Regions from separate parts of the Homo sapiens genome. Here all the other regions are linked to region 3. The links are chromatin loops, found by intact Hi-C in ENCODE. Cell type or tissue: ascending aorta. All regions are shown on one strand. Region 1 holds the start of ZNF362 (zinc finger protein 362). Region 2 overlaps PHC2 (polyhomeotic homolog 2). Region 3 has its middle 47 kb from the start of AZIN2.

Region 1 (8,000 bases), 130 kb after region 3:
TAGCCCTGAGTGTCACTTCACAGCTCCCCTCTCTTTTCTGGCCCTTCAATGTGTCAAACTCCTCCCTGCCCCAGAACCTTCACGTACTGTTCTCTCTGTTGGAAACACTCTTCCCTGGTGTCAGCTTAATTGTCCCTTACTCTGGGAATCCCTCCCTGATCTTCTCTCAGACACTTCCAGCCTCGTATGAGACCTAATTAAAGCATTACTTCAGTAATTATTTGCTAAATTCTTTCTCCTGGGACAGACAGTGGAAGAGCTCACCCATGTCCAGTCTATTCTCTTTCCAGAGGAGCACTGTATTTCCCAGCCTCCCTTGCAGTAGGCAGGACCATGTGACTAGTCTTGGCCAATGGATGGTGAGAAGGGGTGGGTGTGTCACCTCCAGGCAGAAGCAGTGAAAAATCCATGCCTGAAAAAAATCATCCATTCTCGGCTGGGCGTGGTGGCTCACGCCTGTAATCCCAGCACTTTGGGAGGCTGAGGCGGGCAGATCACCTGAGGTCGGGAGTTTGAGACCAGCCTGACCAACATGGAGAAATACGTCTTTACTAAATATACAAAATTAGCCAGGTGTGGTGGCATGTGCCTGTAATTCCCAGCTACTCGGGAGGCTGAGGCAGGAGAATCACTTGAACCCAGGAGGCAGAGGTTGCGGTGAGCCGAGATTGCATCATTGCACTCCAGCCTGGGCAACAAGAGTGAAACTCCATCTCAAAACAACAACAACAACAACAACAACAACAACAACCAGAAAAACCATCTATTCTCTTTTCTTCTGCCATGGTAACTGAGAAGGTCACAAGTTCCAGTGGGTGCAGCTCCAAAATGGAAGGGACTCCTCAGTCTAGGTCTCTGAGTGACTAAAGTAGAGAAACCATGATGGGCATGTGGCACAAGTGGGCAATAAATGACTCTTGTGCTATGTCACTGAGATTTTGGAGTTCTTTGTTACTGCGGCATAGTCTGGTTAAGACAGTGCTCTATTTGTGCAGAGCTGGGGTCTTCCTCACTGCTGCCTCTCCAGAGCCTGGGACCCTAACTGAAACACTGGAGTAGGTGCTTTGTAAATACTTGAATGAGTGAAAAAACAGAAAGTGTGAGACATGGTTCCTTCCTTAAATAATGTACTCTAATCCAAGAGATTGATTCTTATACACACAATAGTTAGAATACAATTAGGGGCTAACTGCTAAAAAAAGAAAGGGAGAGGGGTTAATGGGCTGGAGCTGCCATGGAGGGCCTCCTAGAGGAAAGCTTTGCAGAATTGGAGAGGATGACAGTGGGCTTGCTGTCCATCCATTCAGCAAACATTTATTCCGATGCATCGTGATGAGTGTGTTGCCAGCAGTGTGGCAGAAGGACCATGGACACCTTGGGAACCAAAGGAAAGTGCCCTTTCTATGTGAAGGATCTAGAATGGCTTCATACAGGAGGTGATGTTTGAGCTGACTTGATAAGTAAGTATTCACTACAGAGATGAGATGAGGAGAAAAGGACTAAGAATACCAGACAGAGGGAACAGCATGAGCAGAGGCCAGGCATCATGAAGGTGGATGGTGTGTTCAGAGACAGGGCAGCATCTAGTATGGCTGGATTTGGGGGGAAAGGGGGATGGGTGCCAGTGGCAAAGAGCTGAGCTCAGTCTCTCCATCCCTAGCTTCCTGCACCTCACCCCAACTGCCTCCAACCAAATCATATTAATAGCATCTTGGAAGGTTCTGGAAGGCTTTTAAGAAAATGTCTAAGCTAAGACCTGAAGGATAAATTGAAGGTGGTCAGAAAAGGTGAGGCGAAAGGGCAAGGGAGGGTGTTCCAGGCAGAGGGAACAGCATATGCAAAGTCCTCAGAAGTGAGATAGCAAGGCCTTAGATGGCAGCTCACTTTGGCTGGCTGGAGCACAGCTTTCCAGGTGGCTAGGGAGGAGACTCGTGGGGCAAAGGTGGGCCAGCATGTACCCTTCCCCCATAAATCCCTTCCAAAGGCCCCAGCTCAGCACTCAAGGCCTTCAGGATCCTGTCTCCCATCTGCCTCTCCATTCTAAACTTCTGTGCCTTTGCATGTGCTGTTCTAAGTGCCTAGAATGATGATGATAATGATGATATTGATGATAACATAACTTTTTTGAGCGCTTAGAATGTGTTAGGTGCTGTGATGGGCATTATTTCATTGAACTGCTCAGCAATGCCGTGATTAATACCTTTTAAAATTAATTAATGCCTTAATTAATTAAAGGTATTAATTTTAAAATTTATAGACTTTATGTTTTAGAACATTTTTAGATTTATAGAAAAATTGAGATGATATTACAGACAGTTCCCATATATACCTCCTCTAATTTTCCTATGAGTAATACCTTATGTTACTATTTGTTACGATTTGTTATAATTCTTGGTAGATACTTTCCTTGACACATTATTGTTATTAATAACTAAATTCCATAGTTTATTTAGATTGTTTTTACCTAATATCTTTTACATTTAGTAGTTCGTCTGTTTTTTTTTTTTGAGACAGAGTTTCACTCTTGTTGCCCAGGCTGGAGTGCAGTGGCCCAATCTCGGCTCACTGCAACTTCCACCTCTGGAGTTCAAGCCATTCTTCTGCCTCAGACTCCTGAGTAGCTGAGACTACAGGCACGTGCCACGCCTGGCTAATTTTTGTATTTTTAGTAGAGATGGGGTTTCACCACGTTGGTCAGGCTGGTCTTAAAGTCTGACCTGGTGATCCTCCCGCCTCGGCCTCCCAAAGTGCTGGAATTACAGGCATAAGCCACTGCACCCGGCCGTGTCTTTAGGCTCCTCTCTGGCTGTGATGGTTTCTCGGACTTTCCTTGATTTGGATGACCTTGATAGTTTTGAGGGGTACTGGTCAGCCAGCAATTTTGTTGGATAGCCCACTCTTGGAGTCTGTCTGTTTTTCTCACAAGGCTGGGGTTATGGGTTATTGGGAGGAAGACCACAAAGGTAAAGTGTCATTTTCATCACATAGTATCAAGCACATATCAACATGATTTGTGGCTGTTGATCTTGGCCTTGATCACTTGTCTGAGTAGCAGTCATCAGCTCTCTCCCTGTAAAGTTACTCCTTTCCTCTCCCTTTCCATATTGTGCGCTTGGGGAGGACGTCACTATCTGCAGCCTACTCCTAAAGAGTAGGGAGTGATGCTCCCCCTCCCTGATTGTCTACATAAATTATTTGGAATTCTTCTGCACAGACAATTTGTCTCTTCTCTCCCGTTTATTAATTTATTATCTCATTGAATTTCTCAACAATGGGTTGGTCCTCTGATTATCGTCATTTCTGGAAACTGGAAGGCCTTCCTTTCTTCCCCACCTCGCTCACCCCAGAGCCAATTTCTGAAGCCCTCTCCACCTCTCCAGGAAAGAGTGGCCTCCTCTGTGCTCTCCCGCCATGCTTTAACATTCCAACTAATTCATGCCACACAGATTTCTTGTGCCCCTGCTCTGTGCCAGGCACTGTGCTTGGGGATTGAGAACAAGCAGTCCCTATGGGCCCTGTCTTCGAGTTGCTCACAGTGTTTGCCATCCTGTGCTGGACTAGAATCTTCGTGAGGGCAGGGGCATTATCCAGTTTTTTAATAGCTGTGCTCCAGCCAACCAGCTATTAAAAACAGTGGTTGATGTTTACTAGGTCCTCTATGAATATTTACTGAATTTGGAAATGCTTCCTGGAGGACAAACGCTGGCAGATGATTGTTTATCTCTGTGCCCTTCCCGGGGGACTGTGCGCTCCCTGAGGGCAGGGCCAGCCCTGATCCATCCTGGCCCAGCGGTCGGGGGGTGGTGGATGCCATAGAAATCTAAGCCGGTGAAGGGATCCTGGAACCGGCTGCCTCCTCAGGTAGAAGTGTAAGTTTGGAAGCTGACACAGCTCGGGAGGCCGAATCAGGAGGACTTGGTGACTGATTGGCTGGGGAGGGTGAGGCGGGAGGAGGAGTCACACAGATGGCTCTGAGGTCTGGAGCCGGGGGACAGCCGGTGCCACCTCTGATAGACTCTGCGAGAGGAGCCACTGCCAGCTTCGGGCCGCCCCATCCGTCGGGGATCCGGCCTAGGGCTAGGGAGGGGTGGCTGGGCCTGTGCAAACTTCTACTCCCCACCCCTATGTCCTCGTCTTAAAAAAAAAATCGGCCTGGATTTTGAGCAGGTCGTTATCAGGGGTGAGGGTCCATCCTGGGGGTCCCCTCCAGGCGGCCGTCTTCGAGGGAGACCCCCAGGGGCAGCCTGGCACCGCGCGGGCTCGGCCTGGTCAGGGCCGTGGCCCGCCAGGCCCAAGTCCCCAGCCTGCCATCACCCAGGAGTGGGGTGGCGAGGCGGCCGCCGGGCCTGGGCAGGACAATGGCCACGGCCGCCGGGGCCCCGGGAGCCCCCGCGCTGGGGAAGGGGCTGTCCTAGGGCCGGGCGCCGGTGCCCTCCCCGCGCGGCTCAGGCGGGCGGAGGGGGGCGAGGAGTTCCTTTGTGGCTCTGCCTCCGGCGCGGCGCGGGCGGGGGGCGCAGCGCAACTTTGCCAGGCGGTGGCGGCGGCGGCGGCGGCGGCGACGGCGAGCGCGAGACGAGGCCCCGGGGCCCGAGTGGGGGCCCCAGCGCGCGGCCCGCCCCCGCCCCCCGCCCGGCCCCCTCCCCTCTCGCGCAGTCGCCAGCGCCCGGCGCTGCCCACTCGCGGGAGCCCCCGGGGCCGGACGGGCTGCGCAGCCGGAGAGGCGGGGGCCCGACGCGGCCCCCCCGGAGCCGGGCGCCTGGCGCGGGGGCTCGCCGAGCGCACTGGGGGCCGCGCGGCGCTGCAGACCCAGCCTCCCGCCGCCGCCGCCGCCGCCGCCTCGGCGCTTGCAGAACCCAGAAGTGAACAGCAGGCGACCCGGAAGGTTTGCGCGCGGCTCCGCAGCGAGCCAGAGCCGGAGCCCGAGCCCGGAGCCTGTGCCGGAGCCCCAGCCCGGCCCTGCTCGGGCCGCCGGGCGCGGGGCTGCGGCCGCGTCCCGGAGGCGCCGCCAGCACAGCCAGGTCCGTGCGGGCCCGGGGCGCGCGGGGAGCGGGCCCAGCGGCGGCGGGCGCCTGCCCGCGGGAAAGTTGCGCCGAGTTGCGGGCGGGGGCCGGGCCGGGGCGCGGGCGCTGTCAGCGCGGGCCGGGGCGCTCCGAGGGCCCGGGGCCGCCTGCGCCTCGGGCCCGGCCCAGAGCGGCGGCGGCGGCGGCGGCAGCGGGGCGCGCGGGGTAGGAAGTGTCTCCCGCGGCGTGTCTGGGGCTGGTCTCCGAGTGTGTGTGCGTGTGTGTGTGTGCGCGCGCGTGTGTGTGTGTTTTCTTAAGCCGGGCTATTCAAACCCTGCTGCAATTCTCCGGTAAACAATGATTCATGGGGCATAATGCAAATAAACGGATTGCAAACGGCGCGGTTCGCGCACTTTGCAGCCGGCCCGGTGGAGCAGCCAGTGCCGGATTTCTCCCTTTTTTTGCAGATCTGCAGAATATGGCGTCCCTGTCCTGTTTTAAAAATAAGCCAGGCTGCCATTTTTGTTTTTCTTTTGTCTGAAAATTTTAATAAAACTGTCTGAGAATGTGGGAGAGGCGGCTGGAAGCAGAGGGGGCACCCGAAGGGTTGGCTTTTTTCCTTTTCTTTGGCGAGAGCCGCGAGCCTTTCGGGGAGGTGAGACACAATGCAATTGCACTTTAAAGAAAAAAAAAAAGGGAAGCTGCCGGGCGATTTGAGGGGGGAGGGCTGGGAATTTAAAGTTAACTCCGAAAGTTTGCTTTGCTTTGCTTCTCTTTCTTTCTTTCTTTCTTTTTTTTTTTTTTTGGAAGGCGGTGAAATGCCGCGAAAGGATCTCGAGGCCCATTTCTCCCCCAGCCAGCTGCCTTTGCAGGATTTTTGGGAAAAGTTAACTGCCGGTTTCCTCAGAGCTGCGCGGGATGGGGGTGGGGGGGCGGATGTGGAGGGTTGAGGATGGGAGTTTTGGGGGAACTGGGAAACATTTATTTGGAAGGGGCTCTATAAACATGGCATTGTAAGGAGCTAGATCCTCAGATCTGGGGGAGAGGGCCGGCAAGAGGGGCTCAGAATGGGTCCAGGATTTCCAGCAAAGACCCCTGGCATGAGGAAATAATCCTGCTGTCCCACCACCCTGCCCTCGAGCAGTGTGGAACCTTCGGGAGCTGTGTGTGTGGCAGTGGGCCTGTCTCCTTCATGGGTGGCCAGGACCCCCCGTGTAGGCTGGAATCTCGCCCAAGCCCTGGGGTGACCCTTGGACCCTGAGGCAAGTGAGCTTGGCCCTTTGCAGTTGGAGAGCCCCCTCCCCAACCTGGTGGTCCTCCTGCCCCCAGAGGTGGCAGCTGGTGGTAATGTCTTCCCCGACCCCACCCTATGATGAACTTTTGGTTGGGTGCAGGCCTGCGGCCCAGTGGGTCCCGTCTGAGGGAAGGGGCAGGAAAGGTAGTCTGGTTTGCTAGACCTCCTCGGTGTGAGCCTCACCCCTGTAGTATGCTCTTATTCCTTTCTGCCACTCCTGCCCTACGCCCGGGAGGTAGAAGCACTTTGGACTTCGGTTAAGTTCCTGAAGTATCTTGCTGGACAGGTCAGGGCCTGCTGGCTCCGCAGGCTGCCGAGGGGGATCTGAAGGCCAGGCCCACAAGGTCTGGGGTGACTGGTGCTGTCCAAGGCACTGGGGCAGTGTTGGGCCTAGCCTCTCATGTGTCCCCTACCCCAGCATTTCTTGGAGGGGAGACCCTTCTAGTCTCACTCCTGGTTTGTGTCCTGGCTCCACTAGACAGAGTGAGCTCCCAGAAGCCAGAGTCGGGGGTTGAAAGCTGGGGTTAGGGGTTCAGGGCTGTGGAACATGGCATGTCTTGGCCAGAGGGTACCAAGCCAGGTGGTTTTTAGATGGAGGAACTGAGGTCCAGAGAGAGGAAGTGACTTGCCTGAAGTCACGCTACCAGGTAGAAGGAGACTGAGACCGGGACCTGGGTGTTCAGGCTTCCACTGCTGGGCTCCCTCCACTGTTCTCCATGACGGGCCTGGACCCCTGGAAGATCCGTTTTGAACAGAACTGGACTAGAATGGGACAGCACGATCCCTTCACCCCCTCCTACCCCCGCCATCATAATCTTTCCTGAGAGAATTGAACTTCACAGTTTTCACAGTATGGTGTGGTGATTATCACATCAGGTTCTCCCAGAAACTCAGTTAGGGTTAAATTGTCCTAATGGGGATTATGAACCTCATTATAAGGAAACCAAGACTCAGAGAGGTTGAACAGTGGCAGAGGAGGCTTAAATTCAGGCCTGCAGGCTCCTCGCCTGGCCTTTTCCCAGGTGGACTTTGGTGCTGTGGGAAGGACTCTTCTAGGTTTTGGACTCTCTAATTCTTCTGCTGAACCCAGTGACTGTGTAAACATCCAGAGGCCCACCCCACCCAAAGAATGTCAGACTGAAAAGGCTCAGATGTCAGGAGGTCACCTGGGCTCAGAGAGGGGAAGCTACTGGCTGGAAGTCAGTGATTTGGGTCTCAGAACCAGACCCTGATCTCCTGCCTCCCTTCCTCTGTGACACTCAGAGGGACAATGAGCCCCTCTACCCATTGCCAGGCTGCACGGGCCCCAGGATGGCAGGAATTGCTAGTGGATGGTGGTGCTGGTGATGGTGTCATGGAATAACGGCCAGCGCTCCATGGAGACATGAACTTATCCCAGGGACTGAGGAATAGGCTATCTGCAGTCTTGGGGGGTGGAGGCAAGTTGGTCCCACATGGAAAGGAGGAAGCAGGTGTGTGGGTAAGGTGGGGACCGGGTCTGAAGCCAGGCTGGCCCTAGCCCTTCCCTGGGCAGACACTTTCCTGTCTTATCTCTCTGTAAAATGAGGAGCCATTCATTCCTTCTTCTGCCACGGGCTATTTTATTCATTCATTTGTTGCCAGATCATTCCTTTATTCTTTCATTATCCATTAATTAGTTTATTGGTTAGTCATCTCAGTAATCTACCCATCTGTCCTTCTATGCA
Region 2 (8,000 bases), 240 kb after region 3:
TGGGAGTGGGGCAGCGCCATCTCTGGGCTTACAGAGAGGAAGGGGTGGGAGAGAGGAAGAATGAACAGGATGGTGGGAGGCAGGAACAATGCAGGCCCACTGCTTTGTGTCTCTGGGGAGAGGTTCTTTGTGGAGCTGCAGCTCACAGCTGCTCCATAGAAAGTTCTGTGGAGCCACTGGTCTCTGTACTGCATTCTAGCCAGGCACTGTTAGCCTTAGGCCCTCGGGCCTCAAGCCTGTCACCTGCTGGTGTTTACCTTTACATGGGGTCTCCACCAGACTCTGCAAACCCTCAATAGGCTTAGACCCCCCAGATACTTTCAGCTTTGGGTCAGAAACAGGAAAGGCTGAGGAGGCCCCAGATTACTGTAAGAACTGAGAGGGACGATCTGGCTTGAGATGAAGAACAGTGTTTGACTCAGCCAGCTATGGCCCCCAGTCCTGCCACTTACTACTTAGGTGACTTTGAGTGCGTGACGGATGTGGTAAGCTCCTGGAGAACCTCTCTGAGCTTCAGTTTGCTCATCTGTAAAATGGATAAAGACAGCTACCGGACAGGGATCTTTCCAGGGTTTAAAGAAGCGTGATGCATACAATGCAGGGCACGTTATCTAGCACACGACGGACGTCCTGTGAGTGCTGGTCCCGTTTCTGTCCAGTTTTCTTGAGAACTGAGTTGCCTAGCAGCCTTAGGAGGAACCCAAGAACTAGTCTTTCTTTTGAACAGTGTTAGAACTTGGGGGGCTGGCTTAGATTTAGAGAGAGGTTACATTTCGGCCTGGGCTGGAAGGGGGTTCTCAGGAAGGCCTGAGACGCAGATGGTCCGCCAGGGCATGCGGATTGAATGAGAAACTAGAAGAAGTGCTCATCTGGGGTCTCAGCTGTAGTCCAAGCTGCTTTCAACGCATTGAAAGAGCCCCCAGTCTACCCTTCTGAGCCTCACTTTCTTTTTCCATAAAAGGAAGAGGCTGGGCCACTTTCTGGAGAAAGCCATGCCAGACAGTGAGAAACATCTGAAGCCACAGGGCCGTGAGGCCTCCGTGGGGAGGTGCCTTTCTTGGCTCAGCGGTGACCACTGGAATGCAGCGACTGACCCTTTGCCCCTGGGTGACTTCTGAAGCCTCAAGAAGGTGAATGAGGGATTTTGACCCCGTTTCCTCCTAACTCAGTGCCATGTGCGCTGCTTTGCTTTTCTCTGCCTGGGAACCTTCCCCACTCTGTCTGTCAGGTCACATGCTCGTGCCGCAAGGCTCATGTGCCATGTCCTCTGAAGGACGGCATCTCTGACCCATTCTGCCTGACAGGCAGCTGACCATCTGTGCCCACACTGTACCTGGTACTTAGTCCTAAAATAGAATTTATGAAGTGGAATGGATTTGCTTCTATATCTGGTTCCCTTCTTTTGACTGCACACTCTAGGGAAAAATAAAAATCCTATCTTATTTTGACAAAGATGTATTGAGATATATTCTTGATGTATTTTCTCAAGAAAAAACCCCACAGATTAGATTGGATGGTAAAATGGTTTGAGAGAGGACTGAGGTTAGTGGTTGTCTCAGGGATGCGATCAGCGTGACCCTCTCTTTAATGCAAAGCCATGTGCTTCGCCACTCTATTTATTTCTATGGTAAAACAGGGTGGTCTTGTTACCTAGATCGATAGGCCTGGCTTCTTGGGCTCTTGGCAGATTTTCCCATTAAAGATTGCCTACAATGGGCAGCACAGGGAGAGTTTTAGTAGGCAGGGAAAGGGGTCTAGCAGGGCATGTGGATTCATCGGACCTGCCTCACAAGCAAGCTCCTAGATTTATTCTCAAGTGTTACCCTCACTAGCAAGCCTTTCCTAGCTCCTCTCCTCAAGCCACATAGCTCTTCTGTTCTGACAGTGTTCAGAGCTTAGATCTATTATGGCATATGCACTGCACTCTCTGTCTCCCCAGCTACACTGTGGAGGGCAGGACCTGAGTCTCATTTATCTCTGCACACCTAGAATTGGCAACATGATTGGCAAATACTAATCAACAAATGCTTGCTGAATGATGAGAAAAATAAACTTCCTACATTCCCATCTCTCTGTCTGGTTCTTACATGCTTCTGGCTAGCCCCTGGCCTTTTTGCTGAGTCTTGGAGAATTTCAAAATAGTTCAACTGCCTGCCTCCAGCCACTCCAGGTTGTGCCCACAGCTCCACCGCTGTGGCTGCGTACCCTGATTCATCGCTGTGCCTACAGTGCAGAAGGACTCCTTTATTCCAACTAACATGGCTGCCCTGCGTAAAGTTAGACCAGAAGCATGGCACAGAGCCAGGAGCTGATGGACATTTTGAGATAGGGAGGGAGGAGAGAGAGATCCATGGCTGGTATCTTTGCAAATCCATGGGAAAAAGGAAAGTGTGAAAGTCTCCTCCTGACTCACGGCCCTGAGTTTTCTGGGAAAGGATTCCTGCTTCCTGAAGACCTTACCTGGTGCAATGAGGGGGTGGGCAGCCACAGCAGGAACCGTCCGGCTGAGCCCAGCCCGGCCTTCCATGCTCCCTGGCACACTGCTGTTGCCATCTCCTTTCTTGTGTGGCTCCATCACACTGTCAGCTATGCCAGGCTTGGCACCTGCAGGGGAAGCCTGAGCAGTATTTCTGCTCTGTGCTGGGGTAGGCAGAGGCTGGCTACCGCCCGGCGTGGGTTTCAGGGCCAAGCTGGGCAGGACAGGCTGAGTGGGGGTGGGGCCCGAGGCTGCTGCCGCTGGTGTCTGCTGTGTTCGGAGGGTCAAGTTCTGTACCTGGAAAAGAGGGGTCTGTGGGAGTCCAGAGAATGTGGCAGGAGCAATGCCAGTATACAACTAAGAGGGAGAGAGGGATGGATCCAGGAATGGCTGAATAGAACAGGAGGTTGTCAAATCAGAGAGAGAGAATGTGTTAGGGGCTAGAAGAGGAACCAGAAGCACGTGGAGTTGCTAAAGAGGGCCAGAGGGTTCGCTGTGACTGCATCCAGCAGCAGAAGAGGCTGAGTTCTGAGAAGGACCTGCTGCCCAGCTGGGCGGGCAGGGGTGGGGAGGCCAGGCTCTGTCCCTTCTGTTGCCCTCCCTCCTCCCCAACACTTTCAGGATTGGATGCACACCACCCAGAAATAATTCCCAGTGAGGGGGAGCATGGGGCTTCCCACACTGGAAAAGGCCAGGGCAAAAGTGGAAGTTAACTGACCAGGAAGGCCACCGGGCAAATATCTTGTCTCAGAATAAGGTTGCCACCGGCTCTTCCAAGACGGCCGGCATGCTTACTCAGCCCGGTCCCTGGCGCCCTCTGCTGGACACAGGGAGGCTGTGCCAGACTCTGAAAATCCGGCTACCAGCCCTGTCCCATCACCCTCCCCATTCCGTAGATGAGGATGGGGAGATGCGAGTGCTAGGGGTTCCTTCCCCGGCTGCCCACAGAATCTTCCCAGCCACGGTAGTATCTGTGCGCTCCTAGCAGAGCAGGACACGTCTCTGCTCCCTCTTACATGTCATTTTTCTCGAGTCCTAGCAGCACTACCGTGTGTAACCGGAGCGGGACTTTCCACTTATGAAGCAGCAGCAGCCAGACCAGCTATGCTGGGGCAGGTGTAAAGTATGGAGGGTAGCACAGCCCACCCCTCCCTGGCAAATCATGCTGGCCTCAGCAGGCTGCCCTCTGGCTCCTGACCTGTGTTTGAGGGAACGAAACAGAGCCAGGAGGGACTGAGGCCTTCTGGAACAGGGTAGACGCGCAGGCCTGGGGGCATTGGGGTGTCCTGTCTCCCGCCTGCTTTCCTAGCTGATCCCGGCCTCTCCTTGTGCCCCTCCCCAGTATCAGTGCCCCTCTACAGGGGTGCCCACCCCCCTGCCCTCCCACAAGCATGGAGTCCTCACCTGGGCGGGGGTGGGGGGCCGGGCGGGGGAGCCAGTGCCGAGCTCAGGCTGCACAGTAGCGACGGTGGCCGTGGGCGTGAAGATGAGCTGAGGGGACAAAGGAACAGTGCCGCCTAGGCTCCTAGCTACCTGCACCAGGTTACCTGGCTGGGCCTGGAATCACAGGAAACGAGGCGCCTTTTACCTGCTCGATGTGGACTCAGCCACAGGACACAACTGTTTAGCCCAGGAGCGGCTATGAGGAAGGGCAGGACAGTAGAAGCAGAAAGGAAGGGGGAGTCCAAGGGGAGCGCCTGCCTTTCTCTAGAGGCTCGTTGCATCCTGACCCAGGCTGGGTGCAGGGGTGGGTGGGGAGAGCCGCTCTGGGGCTACACCAAAGCCGAGTTCCCTTCAGAACCCTCTGTGAGGGGCTCATCCTAGAGGAGACCGATATCCCCAGGATACGCTGAAGCCACCACCTCCTTAGCGTCCTGGGAAGCGAGATGGATGCCCTAGGACCACCTTCCAGGTCTAACCCACTGCTGAACCCAGGGCTGAGCCAAGATGAGACTGCCCTCCAGGGGATCAAGTTCGATGTATCCTTTTGGTCATTTTCTAGTCAAAGTTAGATTCAGAGGGGCCTAGAGACAACAACAGCAGAGGAAGCGGACCGCCTGGAGCCGTCCTCATGTCTGAATCCCATCCTGCAGGGTGCAGGATCCATGGTGTTCTCTGCATGACACCTCGACCTCCGTGGGAGTCTAGCTCTGCATCAGTGTGGATGTGCTGGTGCCTTGACAGGGTGCTTTCCCTAGAACTCTGCGATAGCGCAGCTGTGCTTTTTCCTCTGTGGGTGTATGCCCTGCTCTGGGGAGGGAGGCAGACAGGCAGGCATCACGACCCCAGTGGAGTAGGACATAGGGACAAGCAACCTGCAGACACAGTCAGCTTTGGGCAGCAGCATCACAGTGTGGCTGTCCAGTTCCCGAGGAGATGGAAGTCTATTTCATGCCTTGTGTCTAAGAGGCTGTTCCCTGGGGATAGAGATGCGCCTCAAATGATGAACTCAGAGCCAAGAACAAATGTGCGGGAGCAAGACCAGACAAGCTCCGAGGGTCACGTCCTGGCCATAAGAGCAAAGGGAGGGGTGGGACTGTGTTACTTTCGGGATAGTGTGTCAAGAGCCCGAAGGAGCAGACTTCAGAATGGGAGGTATGAGACACGACCCACAGTGACTGAGCCCTAGCTGGGGCTGCATGCTACTGCCACCCAGGGAGTATGCTGCCATTTTCCCAGGGCATTCTCCTAAATCTTAGGGACCTGGTAGGCTCCTAAGGACCTTTGCACCCCTCAGGGATAGGTGCAAAGGAAAGAGTTGGTGCTATCCTGAGTATATCCTGCCCAAACAAGCTCACCTGACCCTGATTAGAATGGGGGCCGCTGGGAGGGCAATGGAGGCACGCTGAAGCTGGAAAGCATCTTTGGCCCTTGAGTTAGAGGTGGCCAGTCCTTGTAAGGATGGTGGGAAGGGGAAGACTCCATTTCTGTCAAGTATATGGATGTCTGGGTGTCCAGGACCACCTGGGCATGAACCACTCTGCCCATCCTGATTAATTTTGAGGAGTTTCTGATAAGGGGACACTTCTGTTTCACTCTAGGAGGAGAAGGAAAGGTGGCATCGCAGGAACTTTCTCTGTTTCAGTCTGGAGCCCCACCCTTCATGACTCTTCGAGGCTGTACCAAAGCTCCCACTCAGCCTTCCAGGCCCCCTTCTTTATCCCACCCCTTATCTCCTGCCCCTGCCCCTAGTGCTTCCTCCCCACCCTTCTCCAGCTCCCAGCTCCCAGCTTCTCTGCCTCTGTCCTCCTGGTGCCTCTGAGCCATGGCCCTGGCCATGGGTACTCACCATCTGTGCCCTCAGATACATCTGTGCTTGGCTTGCAGTCAGGGCTGGGGAAGACGTGTTGCCCAAGAGCACAGCCTGCTGAGCGATGCCTGAGGCTGCTGCAGAGTTCACACTCTGGGCCCGGTTGAGGAGCTGGGCTGCTGCTGGGGAGGCTGCCAGGTTGATCTAATGAGAGAGACATGTGCGGTAGGAGATAGGAGGTTCTGTTGGTGAGCTGTGTCCCCCTCATCCATTTCTTTCTCCCCCCTCTTTTGCTCCTTGGTTTATTCAGCCTCCTTCAGGAACGTCTGTGGTCCTTGGCTTTGGAGCAATCCCCCAGCCCTGTCCCATCTCTGACCTTGGTGCAGAGCTGCAGGGGGATCCCATGTTGAGAGAACTGAGCTATCCACAGAGAGCCCTGACACTGGGAGGATGACAGGGAGTTACTAACCTAAAGGTCAGTAAGAGACATGCCCTTTTCTTTTTCTTCCCGGTAAGGGCAATAGATTCCAGCCATGATGCTACATGGCCACGGATTCACCACAACTGGGTCTGGGAACTTGGGCATTTTGGTCCTGGGGCTGTGGACTCTGCTGCTGCTCCCCCATTCTACTCACCGAAGATGACTGGGCCGGGGCCTGCGCAGACACATTGCTGCCTGAAGTGCTTCCTTGTCTATTGGATACCAGGCTTGCCTAGGAAAGAACAAACTCCTCTTGCTAGAGTCCCAGACCTCCCCCAGTCACTCCTGGGCTCTCATCATCCACAGGAGGTGCTGCAGGCTGGTGTTAAGGACAACAGCCTCTGGAGGTCAGCCCCCAACCTGCCTCTATGTGGCCCACAGCAAGTATCCCGCCTCCTCTGTGAATAGGTGAGGATGCTAACAGTACCTGCCTGATAGGATTGCTGAGAGGACTGAATAAGGCAAGGCATTGCCACTGAGCACTCCAACTATTAGGCCACCGCCTTCGGTGTGTGGAGCCCTCCACTCCACCACTATCACACCCGGCCACCACCATCACACCCAGCCACCACCATCACACCTGGCCACCACCATCACACCCAGCCACCACCATCACACCTGGCCACCGCCATCACACCCGGCCACCGCCATCACACTTGGCCACTGCCATCACACCCAGCCACCGCCCCCCACAGAGAATTTGCAGACATGAGCTGGAGTGTCCAAACTGCCCTTCTCCCCATGGCCGGCTTCTCATCCTTCAAGTGTCAGCTCCAGTGTTACTCCAACAGACAGGCTTTTCCTGACCATGCAATGCAAGGCCGTCTACCTTGCCCTTCAGTCAGAACAATCTGTTCTTCTCTTTCATGGCGCTTATTGTAACTTAGAGATTTAAATATTTTGTTTCCTTGGCTATTCTGGTTCCTGTTTACTTGCTGTCTCCTATTGTAAGTGCCAAGAAGACAGGGTGCTCAGTATACCCAGTGCTTGATACAAACTTTGCATGCAGAAGGTACATAAAATGTTTTTCTGAATGGATAAATGAATGTGTTCTTCTCAGCTAAGGAGGAGAGAGAGCAACAATGGGCAGACAAGCTAAACAGGCAGTGCCCTTCGTTCACGAACGCTTCCCTGGAACCCACAGTCCTTTCCCTAGACCTGCGGTAAGGTGGTTAGGAGAGGGGCTCCCCGGCACTTCTTCCATGGGCTAGCATTCCGCCGCTATAGTCACTAGCTGCATGACCCTGGGCTCTGTCCTTCATCTGCCAAAAGGAGATAATGACAGTAGTGCTCGTGTCACAAGGACTTCTTTAGGTTGCAGGTAAGAGAAGGATGTGAAGCGCAGGTGCGGTGCCTGCTTCCTCTCCCTTTTGCTTCCACAACCAGGATGCCTGGCACCAGCCTCAAGGTCCTTCCCAAGTCTCACCTGCTGTACGGCTGCCAGGCTCTGGAGCTGGGCGCTGCTGAGGTGCTGCTGCTGGAGCGCCGCGGTCTGCAGCATGAGGTGCTGCTGCTGGGCGGCGTACATCTGCTGCAGGTACTGAGCGGCCGTGCTGGGCTGTCTGTGCAGGGCCTGCTGGATCACCTGAGAAGGGAGGGAGGGGGAAGAGCCAGGCTGGTAGCTGCCACACAGAACACCCCTTTGGCAGTAATGCCTTGCCCACCCCAGGTCTCTATAACTGCTCGGGAGACACCAAGATCTGTGACCACCACCACAGCCAATTGTGGCCACTCTCTAGGGCAGTGGGAGGACAGCTGTTCGCAGAGCTTCTTCATCATGTCTAACTTTGTCT
Region 3 (8,000 bases):
TCCTGCCATTGCACTCCAGCCTAGGCGACAGGGCAAGACTCCATCTCAAAAAAATAAACAATAAAAAATAAAAAAAGAAAATGGGTATAAAGTACTTAGTCCAGGACTTAGCACTCCTCTGAGTTCTCAGGGAGCTCACAGTGCAGCATGGTCACAGAGGACCTTGAATTACAAAGCCAGGAGTTTGAACTTAATTCTGTAGGCAGTAGGGAGCCCGCTATGCTTCTGGAGCAGAAGAAGCACGTCAGGATCTTTGGGAAGATTAATTGAAAGTGTATTCAAAATAAAAAAAAGAAAAAAAAGTATACTCAAAAGGGGTGGAGGGAGGAGACCTTCAGGGCTGGTAGTGGCATGTACTTCCTTCACCTCTGCCCACAGTCTGAAAGGCAGACCCAGTCAGGAAACTTTTTTTTTTATTATACTTTAAGTTCTAGGGTACATGTGCACAACGTGCAGGTTTGTTACATATGTATACATGTGCCATGTTGGTGTGCTGCACCCATTAACTCATCATTTACATTAGGTATATCTTCTAATGCTATCCCTCCCCCGTCCCCCAACCCCACGACAGGCCTCGGTGTGTGGTGTTCCCCAACCTGTGTCCAAGTGCTCTCATTGTTCAATTCCCACCTATGAGTGAGAACATGCAGTATTTGGTTTTTTGTTCTTGTGATAGTTTGCTCAGAATGATGGTTTCCAGTTTCATCCATGTCCCTACAAAGGACAGGAACTCATCCTTTTTTATGGCTGCATAGTATTCCATGGTGTATATGTGCCACATTTTCTTAATCCAGTCTATCATTGATGGACATTTGGGTTGGTTCCAAGTCTTTGCTATTGTGAACAGTGCCACAATAAACATACGTGTGCATGCATCTTTATAGCAGCATGATTTATAATCCTTTGGGTATATACCCAGTAATGGGATCCAACCAGGAAACTTTGAGGAGGTCAGAGAGACGCAAGTTGTCAACTCTGTTCACCCCAGCTCAGAGGGAGATGGTGGCTCTCTGGGTGGGAGTCATCTCTCACCTAGGAAACCCACCTGCCCAAGCCATCTCATTCCAGCTGTAAAGGGAACAAAGGGGAGGCAAGAGGACAGGGGTTCCACTCATCCCTTTGCTCCATTTTAAACCCTCTTCCTGGCACCTTTAGGTAAACAGCTAAGCCTGTGTAAATTCAACCAGTAAAATGATCTGATTGTCAGTCCTCTGCTGAAAGCCCTTCAGTTGATTTCCGCTGCGATGCCAAAAAAAGCTAAATTGCCTGAGACCCCTGCCCACCTCTCCCACCTCATCTCATGCCACTCTTTTCTCACATTTCAGTTTCTCACATTTACTGACTTCTTTCTTGCCTCCAAGTCTTCGCCTTTGCTGTTCCCTTAGCTACTCCAGCATTGGCTCATTCTCATCTTAAAGGCCTCGGCTTGAATGTTGCCATCTCAAGAAGGCCTTTTCCAAACATCCTGTTCAAAGTAGCCCCCACCAACTTATGTGGTCATATTTTACAGGGATGAGGCTCTAAAGACCATATTTAAGGCAAGAATCATATGGTCAAAATTATCATTGAAAATCCCTTAGAAAGCTATCATATTGGAATCTTGTTCATCACACGCCCTTTCCTTTCCTTTCCTTTCCTTTCCTGTAACATGCCAGACACACTTACAACCCCAAATCTCTGCATAGATCTCTCTCCCTCATCCCTTCAGGTCTTTGCTCAAATGTAATGTTCTCAGTGAGAACTTCCTGACTACCCACTTCAGGCTGGGAGTGACGGCTCATTCTTGTAATCCCAGCACTTTGGGAGGCTGAGGCAGGAGGATCACTTGAGCCCAGGAATTTGAGGCCAGCCTGGGCAACATAGTGAGATGCCATCTCTAAATCAAACAAACAAAAAAACTGTAACATTTCCATTCCTGCCCCAGCATTCTATAATCCCCTTCAGAGCCTTACTTTTTCCTCCATAGATCACTGTCTAACATATTATACATTTCACTTAGAATTAAGTTCTGAGGGCAAAGATTTGTTTATTTTGTTCACTGCTGGGTCCACAGTGCCTAGAATACTGTCCTTCATGTAGATGTTCAAGAAATTACTGAATGAAGGAATGAATCTTTCAGGCCTCAGCTTGGGTGTCTCTCTCCTTTCTCTTACTTTCTATTCCTTCATTAGGGGTTCCATCTCCGGGCTTTCATGCATCCTGTATTTGTCCCTATTAAAGAACTACTGATCACAATGTACTGTAGTTTTCCTCTCTAAATACTTGTCTTCCTGCGTATCTAATCCTATTGATTCCATAAAGACAGGGAGTGTTTCTCCTACTTTCTAGTGTGATCTGGAACCTAAGACTGTGCTTACCACAGAGTAGACACTTAGTGTCTTTTGAATAAACTAGTTTGGGTGGTGGTGGTGCGGTACCCCTGAATGGGAGTGGGGGATGTGGCTCCTTGTCAGCTCCTGAATAGGTCTAGATCCTGCACTAGGAAGACCATTGACTGGCATGAGCTGGGGGCCTTTAAAATAACCTCAGAATAGCACCTGGGAACAAGCCAGCTCCATACACTAGTGAGCCCCAGGCAGGGAGGCACGTAGGACCCCCCCAATAGCGCTTTCTGTTTTTCCACTCAGTTAGGTGACCTTGGGGTAGGATCGCCAAATAAAATACAGGACATCCAGATAAATTTGAATTCAGAAAAACAATGAGTAATTTTTTAGCATACGTGTCTCATTGCAATATTTGGGATAGTCTTATACTAAAGCATTACTCGTCGTTTACCTGAAATTCAACTTCAACTGGGCATCCTGCATTTTATTTGCTAAATATGGTAACCCTACTCTGGCAAGTCCCTGTACGCTGCATGTCCCTCTCTGGGTTTCGCTTTCTCCATCTGTGGAATGGGCACAGTTCTGTGAGACTTGCCTCAGGGATTCCTCAGGCTGAGCAAATACCCTCATGGATCGTCCCTTTGTCCTGGTGAGTCGTATGGGAAGCGCGCTTGTCTGAGGAGTTTTTCGCTGTGTAAATATGAGAAGCTCCTTCCTCCAAAAGCCTCCGTTTTCTCATCTGAGCATATGAGACTCTCAGAAGTGGAAACGATTGCCTGGCGGAACCATGACTGCTCAGCTTCCAGCCACCGGAACCCCCAGCTCACGGCCCCCATCCCTTGAAGCCACGGTCTTCCGGTAGCGTAAAGTCACTTCCGTATTCGAGAGCCTTCTAGGCTTCGAGCCACGCGATGTCGCGCCCTCTGGCGGCTGGGAGGAGGGACCGACTTTACCAAACGGTGAGAAGGAACAGGGAAGTCCATTGGTTGAAAGACGGAGAGGCGCAGCTCAGTCTTCCAACCTCAACCAATGTTAAACCGAACCTTCGCCGAGGGCGGGGCTCTCACGGGAAAGGGGTCAACCCGGGACTGAGGCGGCGTGGGAAGCGGGCGACCTTATCTCTGCTCAGCTGGAAAAAGGCCCAGGGTAACACCGGAAGTGGGCTTATTTGCGCATCAGCTACTTTCGCTTCTACTTAAAAACGGAGGATCTGGGTAAAAGAACCGAAAGGCTGTACGAACCTAAGACTTGTCTCCGATGTCCTTCTCAACCATCAATTTCATATGCGAGGGAAAACACCTGCTGGGTTCACGCAGAATATAAAGGTCTTTGAAATAATTCTTGATCTCTAGGCCAAGGAGTTTTACATTTTAAAATAATCAAGCGTGCCTACTGCTTGCCAGGCCCTGCTCTCGCCTTCACTCGCATTATTCAATTAATCGACACAGGCCTGTGCAGTGCGTCTTAATGACAAGGACTCCTACCCTCCACTGCCTGTGTTGGAATCCTGGTTCTGCCAGTTATTAGCTGTGTATCCTGGCCTAAGTTACTCTCTGCCACAGTTTCTGACTCTGTAAAATAGGATAATAGTATCTACCTTATACCATTATTCTAAAGATAAATAAATTTAACATATTTAGGTTGGGCACGGTAGCTCACACCTGTAATCCCAGCACTTTGGGAGGCCGAAGGTGGAAGGATTGTTTGAGCCCAGGAGTTCAAGACCAGCCCGGGTAAAATAGTGAAACTCCCCACCTCTCCAAAAAAAAAAAAAAAAAAAAATCAGCCAGGCGTGGTGGCAAGCACCTGCGGTCCCAGCTACTCTGGAGGCTGAGGTGGGAGGAGGATTGCTTGAGCCTGGGAGGTCGAGGCTTCAGTGAGCCGTGAGTGGGGCACTGCACTCCAGTTTGGGCAACAGAGTGAGACCTCGTCTCCAAAAGAACAAAAAATTTAACGTATTTAAAGCACTCAGAACAGCACCTGACACATGGTAACCACAGTAACCAGGTAAGTTATTTTCATTTACAAATTGAGAAATGAGGCTTACGTATGAAGTAACTTGTCTAGAACAGATAGCAACTAGTGGAGGCAGATTGGGAAAGTCTCTGCCTAATCTGAATCTCAATCACTATACCTGCCCCACCCTCTTCCTGTGTCTACAGGGAGCCTGTTATGATCCTAATTGCCTTTAAAGCATCAGATGTATTTATTTGGTAGCATCCTATTACAAAGTGGCTGCTCTCTGGGCATTTTTGTAATTTTAATGAAGTTGGTGAGGTCCTATAACTTGTCTCTCAGACCAGGGGCAAGGCTTCTGGGAGAAGTCAGAATGGATGGCTTCAAGATCCACCTCCTACTAAATCCTACTTATGGAAAAATCAGTAGAAATGAACTTCTGAACATGTTTCATTTGAGATCTTTTCAGATATCCAAGTGGAGATAATTGTGATTTGGTGTGGTAAGTGCTGTGTTAGTGGAAAGCACAGGGCACCAAGGGAGGTCTGATTAGGGATAGATAAAGCTGCCGGCCAGGATTAGGACAGGCGTGGCAAAAGCAGCAGGTCTTGGTGAATGAGTAGGAGTTGGCCAGGTAGAAAAGTCTGGGGAAGTTGAGGGGAGCATTCCAGACCAGGGCACTGGCGTGTACAAGGGAATGGTAGTTTGATGATTCAGAGCCCTTTCTGGGAACCGGAGTATAGGATGGAAGGTAAGAATGGAATGGAGATTGGGGGCATATTACGAAGAAGTGATCTAAGAAGACACTTCTTATCAACTAAGACAGACCCTAAGATTAAAGAAACCAAAGTTAAAGTTACTTATGGGTTGGGGGTTCATCATATCCCTCCTAACTCTGATTTACAACCCAAGACCACTACAACTCTGATTGGACAGAGGACCGGCCTTACAAACATTCTCTTCTGATAAGCAACTGCAGACCTTAAGCCAGTTTCACCAGCTGATAAAGGCGGTACACAGACTGTCTTTGGGTCCTGTGGTTCATCTTTTGATATAAAGAGTCAAATTCTACCTCATTTTAATGCTAAAATTCTGCCCCAAAGTGAGCATGGGATGAGTGTTACATATATGTTTACGCATTGTGCATGCACTCAGCTCCCCTCATAAATATATATAGTCTTCCCCCACAATCTGCTAAATATGTATGACTCTTTTGTGTAAATATGGACCTTGTGAGGCATAAAACCCAACCTGCTCCTTCCCTTCTCGAAGAGAAAACACATTTGGTCCACACTGGAGATTCTCTTCCTGGTTTGCAAACTAATATCACCGATAAAGCTCTCCTTTTCTACTATTTACCCATTCTGGTGATCTTTTGGACAATAAAGGGTGATGTTCCGAAGTATCAGCAAGTCATCAGAATTTCTGAGCGGGGGAGAGAGGAGGTCAGCTTTGCACATTATTTATTTATTTATTTTGAGACGGAGTTTTGCTTTTGTTGGTCAGGCTGGAGTGCAGTGGGGTCATCTTGGCTCACTGCAGCCTCTGCCTCCCGGGTTCAAGCGATTCTCCTGCCTCAGCCTCCCGAGTAGTTGGGATTACAGGCATGAGCCACCATGCCTGGCTAATTTTGTATTTTTAGTAGAGATGGGGTTTCACCATGTTGGTCAGGCTAGTCTCAAACTCCTGACCTCACGTGATCCACCTGCCTTGGCCTCCCAAAGTGCTGGGATTACAGGTATGAACCACTGCACCTGGCCGTAGCTTTGCACTTTAGATGGTGCACTAGGAGGCAAGGAAGAGGATGCGGTAGGCAGTCTCTGAGTTGTCCTTAATGATTTCACATCCCAGTATTCACACCCTGGTGTGATTTCCTCCCGTTGAGTATGGATGGAATTTATTGATTCCATTCTAATGAATAGAATATGTTAGAAGTGACGGGTTGTCATTTCTGAGATTCGATTACAAAAACTCCCTGTGGCTTCTGTTTTGGGCACCTTCTCTTGCTCTCTTGCTCACTTGCTCTTAGGGAACACAGCAGCCATCTTGTGAACTGCCCTGTGGGTAGGTCTATGTGTCAAAGAACAGATGACTAATCAACGGCTAGCAAGGACTTGAGGACTTCTAACAGCTGTGAGTGAGCTTGAAAGTAGATCCTCCCCCAGGCAAGCCTTAGAATGACTGCAGCCCCAGCCAACACCTGATTGCAGCCATGTGAGAGGCCCTAAGCCAGAGGACCCAGTTAAGCCATACCCAGGTTCTTGACCCTCAGAAAGGGAGATAAGTAATATTCGTGGTTTTAAGTTTTACCTAATTTTAAGGTAATTTGTTAGGCAGCAATAGATAACTAATACAGAGGGATTAGAAGCAAAGACAGAAGTAGAGAAATTAGGAGAGGGTGGTGGTTGTAGGCCATCTCTCTAATAATGAGAACCTGAATTGTGCAGTGGCTGTGCAGGTGAAGAGCAGAAGATGAATTTGAGATATGTCTGGAAAAAGAACAGAAGACATTTGGCAATGGAGTTGGATGTGGGAAGGAGGGATAAGGCAGAGGAGAGAGCAATGCCAGTGTTTGGTAATGTGAGGGATGGTATTTGCTAGAGCTGCCAGCATGCAGGTCACTGGGGATGAGTTTTAAAAGTGGCTCCTTGAGATTTCTGGCAACAACAAGATAGATCAACAAAGCAGACTCAAGGTTGGTCAAAGAAAACAGCCACTGTGAGCTGGGGAAGAAATAATGCAGAAAAATAGAATCAAGGAAGAGCTGGAGGGAATTCTCTTTCCTGAGTTTGATTTACTTGTCAAAGTGTATGGTATACCATTCTCCTCTTCATCTAGCCATTCTCTCCACAAATGTTTACTAAGTGCTTTCTCTGTGCTAGGCACTGGGGACAAACAAGTAAACACACAAGTCCCTGCCTTCATACTGTTCATAACTTGGTTGCAGAGAAACAGTAAGATTGAGGCTAGGACTTTTTAGCCACTCCTGCAGGGCTCTGAGGGTCTAAATCTGTGCTGTCTGTTATGTTAGCCACCGGCTTCCTGTGGCTATGAGACACTTGAAATGTGGCCAGTCCAAATTGAATGTGTTATAAGTGTAAAATACACCCTAGATTTCAAAGATGTAGTTCAAAAGAAAAGATTGTAAACGATTTCAATAATTTTTAAATATTGAATATTGATTTTAGTATTATCATTGGATAACATTTTGTATGTTTAAAAGAAATAAAATAAATAATTAAAATATATTAAATTAATTTCACACATTTCTTTTTAAATTAGTGAAATTAATTTAAATAATAGATTTTACTTATTTTGGCTATTAGAAAATTTAACAGCCAAAATATGGCTATTAGGAAATTTAAAATTATCTATTAAATATACCTCACATTATATTTATGTTGGACCTCACTGACTAAATCTGTATTCCCTACCAACTTTATCTCTCTCAGTGACTTTAATTTTAGTTAATGAAAGGTTTGTTTTTTTTTCATTGAAAGTAACAGAAACCTTGAGGGGAAATGAAAATTAAATGTTAGGGGAATTGATTGCAAGGGCCTTCTGAATCAAGGCATGGTTGATTGAGCAGTCTGGGCAAGGAGCAGGCTCGAGGGGCCTTCGCAGCAGAGCTTCACAGGCATTAATGTGACCGGGCTCCATTTTTGAATTTGACATCCCACATTCCAATTTCTGAGAAGACAGACTCTGATCAGCTCAGTT

What was found. A loop is a pair of places that touch in the nucleus more often than their neighbours do. Peaks named below come from ENCODE experiments on the same cell type or tissue, not always from the same donor. Only the 100,000 strongest peaks of a DNase experiment are listed, where the experiment ranks them.
Region 1: it touches region 3 in a loop (6-fold over the local background); 25 of 110 quality-filtered maps call a loop at or near these places.
Region 2: it touches region 3 in a loop (3-fold over the local background); 47 of 110 quality-filtered maps call a loop at or near these places.

What each region holds. Positions count from the first base shown.
Region 1 is chr1:33,251,637-33,259,636 of GRCh38, forward strand. ZNF362 (zinc finger protein 362) reads left to right here and starts at 4,856. Exons shown (of 9, transcript NM_152493.3): 1 at 4,856-5,018. RefSeq lists silencers at 4,245-4,344, 4,787-4,846 and an enhancer at 5,312-5,606. In ascending aorta, no CTCF peak of the experiment used is centred here; DNase peaks (open chromatin) are centred at 3,955, 4,875, 5,345, 5,608 and 1 weaker place; H3K4me3 peaks cover 4,313 bases; H3K27ac peaks cover 4,392 bases.
Region 2 is chr1:33,364,656-33,372,655 of GRCh38, forward strand. It overlaps PHC2 (polyhomeotic homolog 2), which reads right to left. Exons shown (of 15, transcript NM_001385109.1): 3 at 7,634-7,792; 4 at 6,362-6,439; 5 at 5,766-5,930; 6 at 3,881-3,967; 7 at 2,461-2,773. Among named protein-coding and RNA genes, the nearest start is that of PHC2-AS1, 18 kb to the left of the region's middle. RefSeq lists enhancers at 1-691, 2,080-2,983. In ascending aorta, a CTCF peak has its summit at 3,305 (motif pointing left); DNase peaks (open chromatin) are centred at 2,259, 3,025 and 3,286; H3K4me3 peaks cover 512 bases; H3K27ac peaks cover 3,739 bases.
Region 3 is chr1:33,124,119-33,132,118 of GRCh38, forward strand. It overlaps a transcript of AZIN2 not described here and a transcript of ZNF362 not described here. Among named protein-coding and RNA genes, the nearest start is that of AZIN2, 47 kb to the left of the region's middle. RefSeq lists enhancers at 2,696-3,895, 2,962-3,465, 3,423-3,842 and a silencer at 6,413-6,492. In ascending aorta, a CTCF peak has its summit at 3,253 (motif pointing left); DNase peaks (open chromatin) are centred at 2,899 and 3,313; H3K4me3 peaks cover 2,016 bases; H3K27ac peaks cover 1,229 bases.